Linked DNA regions of Mus musculus: all the other regions are linked to region 2. A link is a loop called in an ENCODE intact Hi-C map of the cell type or tissue named here. Cell type or tissue: gastrocnemius. All regions are shown on one strand.

Region 1 (2,500 bases), 880 kb before region 2:
TTCCTTGCTTTCTCTGCCCCACACCACACAGATAAGCTGCAAATGGGAGGAACTTCCTTGGTCTTCTTCACCACAGCAGCCCAGCACCTCCAACAGGAGTGAGCCGGTTGACTCTACAGGTGCTTGTTAAGTGTGAGCAGTGCACTTGGTCAGGCACACACCCCTGTTGTTATAAGCAGCTTTTCCAGGACTGGGGATGGCCCAGCTGCTGATAGTGTAAGCACCAGGCCCTGAACTCGGATCTCCATCATATATAAAAAGCCCCATGAGGTTCCCTGTACCTTCACCCTGGCACTGTGGGGAGAAGCATGCAGAGTCCCGAGGATTGCTGGGGCTTGTTAGCCAGTCACTCTAACAAAAGATGTGGTGAGCTCCCGGTTCAGTGAGAGACCCTGTCTCAGGGGTACACTGGATGTCCTCCTCTGACCTTTAGGTATGCACGTGTTAGCTTGTGTGCCCCTACATGTGCACGGGTACACGCCACACACACACACACACACACACACACACACACACACACACACACATACACACACACACACACCATGTGTTTACAAGCATGTTTGGGGTCTGAACATGTGACTTTTAGTTATAACCTTGTGATTGCAAATTGTTATCTTGGAAGAACCACTGATTTATAACTAAACACATTGGTGTTTAGTTATAAATGAACAAGACATAGGTTTGATTCCTGGCACTCACAGGGTGGCTCATAATCATCTGTAACTCCAGTTCCAGGAGGCCAATGTCCTCTTCTGGCTTCCACAGGTACCAGGCACACATGTGGAATACATACATACACACAGCCAACCACCATACACAGAAAAATAAATAAGATAAAATAAAAATTAAGGAAGTACCAGTTGGTGCCTCCAAAGACGGCCATGTCTGCAATCTCTATGGACCTGCACAGCCCTGTATGTCAGTACACGGACCACCAGAGCAGTGCTAGGCTCCTGGCTGGAGGGCAGCATCAATGTGCGCCAATTCCTGGACACGCAGCCCCATTCAGGTAGCACAGCTGCATCTGGAAGGTGATATAACATTTATCTCAGCCCTTTCCTGGTAGAGAGAGGAAGAGAGAAGGAAAGGGGAGGAGGTATAGAGAGAGGAAGAGGGAGAGAGAGGAAGAGGGAGAGAGGGAAGAGGGAGAGAGAAAAGGGACAGGAAGGGACAGAGGGGGCACGAGTATCTGAATTAGAGGTTCAGGGAGCACATACCAGAAATGGCCAGGAGGTGGCAGTAGAAGCTCACTAGTCTTTAGATGAAAAATTCTAGCAATCAAGATAAAATTTTATTAGCTTAATATTTGGCCTCTCCTTAGAAGTCGACAAAGTATATTGATGTGGTGGTGGTGGTGGTGTGTGTATAAGTGTATGTATATGGGTGTTATGTATGAGTATATGCATGCATGTGTGAGTGTACATGTGTGTATGAGTATATATGCATGCATATATATGTGTATATGCCTGTACGTGTGTGTGTATGCATATGATGTGGACATGTATGTGTGTGTGTGTGTGTGTGTGACAGAGAGAGGGAGAGGGAGAGAGAGGGGGTAGGAGGGGAGAGAAGGAGAGAGAGAGAGAGAGAGAGAGAGAGAGAGGAGAATATCCATTCTCATCCCAGCTTTCAAGTTGTACCCAAATGTCCTCATGTTGGGATTTTAGACTCCTTTTCACGAAATTCCCCAGTAAAATCAACAATTCTCTAGTGAAAATCTGTATTTCAATTTTCTCAAGTTTATAGATTTCAAGCAGGACACGCTTTTACGTAGAGATTGCAGACGTGGCAGTCACTGGTGTTAGCAGTGAGAGCTTCCCAGTCCCTTTATTTCTAATTGGGGACCCTGACATTTGTCCACAGTACTCCAATAGTATCTCCAGAAGACATGCCTGTTTTCTTCTGAACTCCACTCTTTTAGGAAGGCACAGAATGGCCAACTGGAACCATTCGGTTTGGCATAGCCTGAGATCAAGGGGAGCAAAGGAGGCAGCGTCTGGCTTTTCTTGAGAAGAGCTCCAAAAACCCGTTTCTTGAGGTTGTTATTGAACAGTGTCTCATAGTGAATGCATGATAGATCCAGGCATTCAAGACAGGAGGGGGCATTGTGAGAAAGGAGCTTTGGCAGAGTGTTTAAGGGTGGACAAGAGGGAGTCCAGTTCTTAGTGACAGAGGAAGCAAAATGCCTGGGGTGTACTGGCACCTCTTTCAAGGCCTTACCTGTGCACTGGTGTGGGTGGAGCGGAGACACACCTGTCTCCTATGGGCGAACTGTCCAGGGTTTGGTGGCTCAGGGTTGTGCTATCTGTGTGCCCATCAGAGTGGAATGCCTCAAAGACATCCACTTGCTCTTGCTAACTCTGTGACATCTTGAGAAGGGAGACACTTGATAGTTGTTTTGAAAAAAAAAAAAAAAAAACGAGGACACAAATGTTCGGCAGACAGCACAGGCCCCTTTCCTCTTCCGTCCTTTTGAAATGTTGAACACTTAAAGGCT
Region 2 (2,500 bases):
GGGCCCTGAGCAGCCTGGGTGTCTCAGGCATCTGGCCCGGGCCTCCATATGGCAGACAACATCGAGGAAAGCTGGAGGAAGAAAAATCATTCTAGACCCATCCTCCCGGGGTCTTGCTTTAAAACCAGCAGCTAAATCTACTCTACCCTACCTAAACCTGCCCAGTCACCTCTTTCAGCGCCAGGTCTAAGGGCCACCTGACTCTATCACACCACTCTGGCCCATCTTGCTAAACTGCCCAGTTGTCTTGGGTTGGGGTTTTTTTTTTTTTTTTTTTTAAACTCTTCTGCTTTTTATTTTATTATTTATTTTTGGTTTTTCGAGACAGGGTTTCTCTGTGCAGCCCTGGCTGTCCTGGAACTCACTCTGTAGACCAGGCTGGCCTAGAACTCAGAAATCCGCCTGCCTCTGCCTCCCGAGTGCTGGGATTAAAGGCGTGCGCCACCACGCCCGGCGGTTTGGGGGTTTATTGTTACCGATTTTTAAAGGTTTATTTTGTTTTTTGTTTTTCTGAGGTAGGGTCTCGTGTAGCCCAGGCTGGCTTCACACTGTGTAGCCCAGGCTGGCCTCACACTGGCTACGGAGCTGCGGATAACCTTATATCCTAATTATCTTGCCTCAGCCGCTACAGCACTGGAACCACAAGCAACGGGCAATGCTCAGGGTGGGCGTTCACCTTAACCCACGCTAAGCTCTGGGAGAAGTCACACTGTGGTAGCCTGCTACCAACCAGGCTGAATGTGATCAGAAAGGCAGGGGTTGTGGAGCGTTGGAATGTTGCAGGTCCAGAGCAAAATGATCTTGGGCCATTTTAACCCAGTAGACAGCCACATGTTGCCCACTTCTGTGTGGTACCTATTGGTGTGAACATCTAGCTCTATTTTCTTCTAGCCCCAACTCTGAGACTCTCAGAGGGCATCTGAGGGCTATAACAGGGGCTCCCTGCCATGGTCCATGCACCTGACTTTGTTACTATAAAAACTCCATGAAATTGTCAGCTCGCTGGAACATGGTATTTGGGGTAACCTGAATCTGTGTGCCTGGGCCACAGTCACTCATTTTTGGCTCCAGAATAAACATCTCTTGACCCTTTGAATTGAAAGCTTCAACACCCACTGTGGGAAAGAGGTCGCTGCTATGCTGGGAGGCAGAGGAGCAGGCAGGGCGCTTCCTTCCTGGGAGCCTGATCCTTCACCAAGCCAAGGTGACTTGGGAGTCCGTCACCAGCTGTGCCACTCACCTGCGACCTGTGTGCCTCGGTTTTTCTGACACCTCTTCGCAGGGGTGTTAAGACAGAAAGTAACTGAGCTGGTGGTGCTCAGCGGGGCCATGGCCTCCCGGCTGCTGGACTCGCGGCGCCTTGGCGCCACCGTGAGGTCACTTTCTACCATTGCTAAGGCGCTGGTGAACCTGCTGAAAGCCTAATGAGAAGAATCGCCTCTCAGAGCAGCCCCTTCCTTCAAAGAGCTTCCTCTCTGGTCCAGCATATGGTCCCGATGGACTGGAACTGGCTTGCGTCGACGCCTCAGTGGCAGGACGCAAAAGTCGGCTGTGTGCCTCCACGCTTTCAAGGATCTTCTTCTCCCTGCCCTGCAAGCCCCCTTCCTCCTGCCCTACCCCACAGGGTCCCCCTACCTGCTGTTCTTCCTAACCTGAACCCCAATGTCCCCTTTTCCAAAAAGGGTTCACACACAACTATTTCCTAGATCTTTTAACCAGCTTTATTTTGCTCCCCATTGCCTGACCCCACAGATCTAATGCCGGAGACTTCGGGCTCTCCAGGGTAATGGGTTAATGTCAGGTTTTAACATGGTAGGCCCTCAATGACTGTCCATTGACAGTAAATGAATTAAGGTTAGTCTGAGATAGATATAGCCACGTCTAGCTGGCTCCAGACTTCAAAATGAAGTTTTATGGGTGACTGAGACTGCAGACTGCTGTCGTGGAAGGTATTACACCTTCGGTTATAGTTTCTAACTTCTTATAAGGACACTCAGCAGGGGCCTGGGAACAGGTGTTAGGCATCTCAGAACAGGGCTAGTCACAATCCATGTGACAGCAGACCTAAGAAAGCAGGGTGGTAGGCTAGACCTGAGTCCTGACATTGCACTGCACAGGGCTGGGGAAGGGAGAGTAAGTCACAGGTCCTCCTCCAGCTGTCCACGCACACGCGCACACGCACGCACGCACGCACGCACGCACACGTGCACACATTGTTGAAGGCTGAGTGCAGTCTCTCCTGCCTTGCTTGAGGCACTCTCCAGGAATGAACCAGAGTGAGTGAGCTGTGCAGTCCAACCACACAGGATCAAGCCCAAAGCATTTCCACTTAAAACTGACATTGCCCAGAATGAAGACAAATGATAAAACTCATGCTAACAGTTCCCCAATGTTTCTAAGGACATTTAACAGCAAGTAACACGAATCAGGGAGGCTGTAGAGAAAACACTTCCCTCCTCTTCTTGAACCAGAGTCCTGGCCCTTTAATTAACCCCAGCAC
Region 3 (2,500 bases), 260 kb before region 2:
CTAGGCTACAAGAGACTGACTCTGGGATCAACACCACAAGCTGGGAACATATCCTTCACTTCTGACTACTCTGATATTAACACTAAGAGCACTGGCTACTCTTCCAGAGGACTTGAGTTCAACTCCCAACATTTATGTGAAGCTTAATAACTGTCTGTGACTCCAGGTCTCTCTTCTGGTCTCCACAAACACCAGGAATACACGTGGTACACAGACATGCAAGCAAGCAAAATAAAAAATAATTAAAAAAATTTAAATGTACGAGACCACACTTCTCCAATCCCACCAAAAAAGTCCTATCTATTCTCATTTAGACTTCTGTCTGTGAGTCCGGTGGCCACCATTTGGAACACAATAAGAACTTATCCTATCCCAGTTTTGGACTTCATCATACCAAGACCTTGGGTCTCATATTTAGAACAGATTGCTTCTTTCAGAACCATAGCTACATTAGTCATTTCAGACATGGTCTTTCCAGTCTATATTGCCTGTTTCCTATGGTGTCTAAATCCATAGGGTCCTGTCACCTTGCAGTCATGTGAAAGAAGGTGGAAAGTAAGGTAAATAGATGTATTGTTGGGAGGGTTAGGGAAGGAGAGGACTTAGGCTCAGTCTCTTTCAGTTCTCACAAGAGTAATCTGGTCCAGAGGGCCAAAGCATGCCCACGGGAGGGTTTAATCTCGATAACCAAAGAGTTGCACCTGGGTGTTGGGATCCTGTTGACTATTCCACCAGATCCCACATCCGCTCCCAGCTGTTGCCCAGCTCCAATGCATACCTGTGTCCACTGCAAGGGCCCTAGTACTCTCTTCTCTCCGTGATGAACATTTGATGCTCAAGACAGCTAAGTATTTCCCGCGTTTGTCTGACTTGGAAGAGGTTAGATTTGAGATGCTAGTTCACTTCGTTCATACAGGCTGCAATTACTGTGGACCTGTAGAGCGAATACACTGTAACAACTCTGTGCTAGGATTTGGGAGGCAAGAATTCAAGCTCTAGCCTTGGGTAGGTCCACTCAGTTCTCTCTAGACCGCAGATAGAACGCTCATAGTTCAGGCACCCTCCACCAGGTGGCTCTGAAGACCAGGAGAACTAACTGGGACGCTTTTGACAACAGAACATCAGAGAGACTGTCAACGTTACGCTAACAGCAGAACGAGGACTGGCAGATTTGTACTGGACTGCAGCAAGTTCAGGGAAGAAGTGATTTGAGCCAGATCTCTGATCTTGAGCAAACGTGTCTACTCAAAGAATAAATAGGTTTGGGGGGTCGGAGGGAGGCTGATTGAAGAGCAAAATATATACAATTCAAAGGCGCACAAGATACTAATGTTTCTAGAAAGAGAAGCCTAGGCTTCTAGGGTCTGGGTGATTCCCAGCATCTAGAGGGATACTTCGCCCAGCTCAGGTGAGTTTCTGGCCGCTGTCAGAAGCCTCACGCCCCGCCGCTTGGGCGCCATGACCACGCCCCCATCCTCGGCCCTGCCTCTCGGGAGACATAACCACGCCTCCACCTTCAGCCCTGCCTCTTGGGCACCCTGACCACACCCCCATCGTCAGCCCCGCCCCTCCCGGAGCCCGCCGCTGGAGCTGGCCTAACCCGCTGCTGAGGCGAAGCAGCCTAGTGCCCGCCGCCGTAGGGCGCCAGCGGAGCTCCGCGAGCCCCGCAAGTGGCGAAGTCCGGGTGAGCTAACCGTCCCGGCTCCTCAGAAACCGAAAGCAACTCAGGGTGGTGAGCCGGAGGCGTGTGTGGTAGCGGGCGAACTGAGGCGACGCGGGACACCCGCGCCCGGCCGAGGGCACTTTTGCAAGACTTGTGAGCACAGCCCGTTAACGTGAGCTTAATGCCAGGGTCTCGAGCCTGCGCCGGTGCTATAGCGCGTGCTCGATTGGAAACAGAACCCGACTCTGCAGAAGGTGAGTTCCAGATTTCAGCAGACCCGGGCGCCTAGAGGTGAGCACCCACCGCAGGTTGGACGGAGACAGTCCTCACACCACTGCTTGACCCCCTTGCCACCCAACTGTGAGGTGTTACAGTTCTGAGGACAGTTCTGAGGACTTTTGTTGCGGATCCCTCTGGGCCATTCTGGTTGGCTTCTTTCTTCCTCAGCCTCTCCACTCTGTCTGCTGACTTTCCATATTTGGCTATTTTACTTTCGTGAGAACTCTGTTTATCTCGCTGCGGCAGGCGCGGGGCTCGTCGGAGTCCAGTTGTGGGCTAAGGTCTGTAAAATGAGGAGAGACTCCCTTCTCCCCAATCCTCTCCATGGCCTGTGAAAAAAGGCATCCAGCTTGTTGCAATAAACATCGGGCATAGGTGCTGTGTGAAAACTAGATTAGGGCCAAAGAGGACGGTTCCCTTTTCCAGGAATATACACATTTTTTAAAAGTCTTAGGGAATACTTAAAATGCAAAGAAATTGGTTAAAGCATTTCTGAGAATAGAACTTCCTGGGTGTGTGAGAGATAATTTTAGACAGCAAACGTCTGGGTTAACGAGT
Region 4 (2,500 bases), 140 kb before region 2:
GAGCTGAGAGTTCTACATCTTCATCTGAAGGCTGCTAGCAGAAGCTGACTTCCAGGCAGCTAGGATGAGGGTCTTAAAGCACACACCTACAGTGACACACCTACTCCAATAGGGCCATACTTCCTAATAGTGCCAGTACCTGTGTCAAGCTCATTCAACCATCCCATGGCCAGCTGATAGCACCCTTCCCGTGGGTTAGCTGAGTGTCACCTTGGGTCAGGAGCACGGCTGGGACTGTTCTTTCTGGGAACCTTTCACAGACTGGAGAGCAGCAGGAACTCTCACCACAGAAACACTGAGTGTGCGCCCACCCAGCTCCTTCTGAACCCCCTTAACTGGAGCTCTATGTGTAAACTCTGGGGCCTGGTCGAAGATGAAGGCAGAGAAAGCAGGCCACCTCCTATACCGGCCAGGGCTTCCAGCTTGGTGGGCAGGCACCTGCAGAGATCCAGGGATACCTTGAAGAGGAGGTCCACCTAGGGGCCCCGCCTTCTCTCAACACTTCATATTCTCTTGTCCCCAGGCTGCAGTGCTGAGAATCTGCAAGCACAGAGCTGCAAGGGTCTTTTATCCCCATACCTGCTGGAGTCCCGGCATCAGACGGGACTGGGAACTTCCTCACACAGCACAGCGAGCAAGTTCAAAGTCAGGACGATACCCTCTGTTCTAAACCACTCATGCCCACTGCACCTCTGTGGCCTCAGCAAATCCTCCAAACCTCTGGGCACAATCATGACAGTCAGTTCCAGAGAGAGAACAGACATATCCCCTGTTCTCTGAGGGAGGGGGAGCAGGCTGTGCCCCCCCATCCCCTGTTCTGTAATGGAGGGAAGCTGCAGGCTGTGCCCCTGTCTGCAGTGTGGAATACTGTGTTACATTCCGAGTCCCAATGGCTCCTGGCCCGTGCATGGCAAGGCACCAGCACTGACCCATGGAAAGTCTGCTATAAGCTGTCATGGCACTTGCCTCGGATTGCCTAAGCTGGCCCTGGATGGAGGCCACCTGGGAACTCTAGAGGAGCTTCCTACCCATCCTTTTTACCTGTTAGAACATGCACGAGGGAAGCGGTATTTCCCCAGACCTCAAAATACTAGAAGATCTTGCTGGGCCGAATGAGAATGAAGCCAGGACCCTGAGGGAGGGGTTGAACTTGTGTCCTGGGGCTGAAGGTAGAATGTGTGTGAGGGTAGAGACTGTGTGAGGGTAGAGAGTGTGATGTCACTGTGTGCTGAGTCTAGGACCTGGCCCTCTGTAAAATCGGCTGGAAGCAGATGTAGCAGCAGAGGCCCCAGAGCTGGTTTTGTTTTAACCCAGTGCACTTGGCTGTCTCCCAGGAGGTAAACCACCGTGCCACCCCTCATCTCACCCACGGCACGCTCCATGGCACGCAGAAGAAAGAGGAGCAGGCTGAGCAACCACAGGAAAAGCAGAGGGGCTGAGTTTGGTGCTAGGCTCCAGTGGGGCTGGAAATAGAATTCACAAAATGAAGTTTGGAGCTGTAATATGATGCAAATCAGAAGCAATCTGTCCAGCAATGGAGGGGCTGCTTCAAAATCTCAGATGTAGCAACATCCCCAACTCTGCAGCCAAAAGGTAATTACAGCAAAGCACGCCTCTAGCTTTGCCTTGGAGAAAGCAATGGCATCCTGTGGTGGACTGCCTGGCAGCCCAGGAGTGGGACTCAAGTCAGGTCTAGCGGGGCTGGGGTGGGAGCCACAACCTGGCCCCTCTGCCTCAGACACCGAGAGACGCTGACACCTAACCTGACCTGTGTTGCACTTTTGCCTGAGGACCAGGAGCTCACTCAGTGTTGTCCCAGGCTAAGGAATGCTTGCACTCTGAAGGAATAGAGCAGCTTACTTCCTTTCGGATGTAGCTGGGTCACAAGCCCTTTGGCAAATCTTTATCTCCAGTAAGTATTTATATTATGATTCATTATAGTAGCAAAATTACAGTAAGTAGCAATGAAAATAATTTTCTGGTTGGGGTCACCACAACATGAGGAGCTGCACTAAAGGGCCACAGCATTCTGAAGGTCGAGAACCACTGACGTAGTTCATGTCAAGCTTGTTCTTTCCTTGGGAAACACCTCTTAGAAAGCACATGGTGACAAATTGTTTGGTCTCTATAAATGGGCCAAAAAAGAAAGTTTGGACAAGAAAAAATGTGTGCAAAACCAAAAAAAAGGACCTTGCCCTCCCTCCCTCCCTTATGATGTCACCAAAGCAGGATTAATAGGGGAAATGCAAACCCCTAATTCTTCCACACAGACCACACATCTTCACAACTCCGCATTTGCATACGATTTACATACATGTGCATATGATTTGCAGAACATTCAGCAATTCTTAAAGTGTGAGGAGTGTGGGTAGATCCACATAGGCCCAGGCTGTCAAGGACAAATTTTTGGAACTCTGTTTCCTGCCTTCTGGTGGCTTTCCTTCGGAGTTCAAGGTCCCATGTTCAATCTCCAGTGTCTTGGAGATATTGCTGAGGTTTC

The links. Peaks named below come from ENCODE experiments on the same cell type or tissue, not always from the same donor. Only the 100,000 strongest peaks of a DNase experiment are listed, where the experiment ranks them.
Region 1: it touches region 2 in a loop (2.9-fold over the local background); 5 of 42 quality-filtered maps call a loop at or near these places.
Region 3: a loop joins it to region 2, with 11 times the contacts of the local background. A loop is called at or near these places in 30 of 42 quality-filtered maps.
Region 4: it touches region 2 in a loop (3-fold over the local background); 21 of 42 quality-filtered maps call a loop at or near these places.

What each region holds. Positions count from the first base shown.
Region 1 is chr1:192,710,883-192,713,382 of GRCm38, reverse strand. The region is part of intron 7 of Hhat (hedgehog acyltransferase); the gene reads left to right. Among named protein-coding and RNA genes, the nearest start is that of Gm22265, 33 kb to the left of the region's middle. In gastrocnemius, a CTCF peak has its summit at 1,227 (motif pointing right); a DNase peak (open chromatin) is centred at 1,231.
Region 2 is chr1:191,833,872-191,836,371 of GRCm38, reverse strand. No RefSeq gene overlaps it. Among named protein-coding and RNA genes, the nearest start is that of Nek2, 14 kb to the right of the region's middle. In gastrocnemius, a CTCF peak has its summit at 1,393 (motif pointing left); a DNase peak (open chromatin) is centred at 1,362; H3K4me3 peaks cover 212 bases; H3K27ac peaks cover 197 bases.
Region 3 is chr1:192,091,673-192,094,172 of GRCm38, reverse strand. Traf5 (TNF receptor-associated factor 5) reads left to right here and starts at 1,574. Exons shown (of 14, transcript NM_011633.2): 1 at 1,574-1,917. In gastrocnemius, a CTCF peak has its summit at 1,069 (motif pointing right); DNase peaks (open chromatin) are centred at 1,073 and 1,549; H3K4me3 peaks cover 1,480 bases; H3K27ac peaks cover 1,415 bases.
Region 4 is chr1:191,973,735-191,976,234 of GRCm38, reverse strand. It overlaps a transcript of Rd3 not described here. Among named protein-coding and RNA genes, the nearest start is that of Rd3, 2.4 kb to the left of the region's middle. In gastrocnemius, no CTCF peak of the experiment used is centred here; a DNase peak (open chromatin) is centred at 967.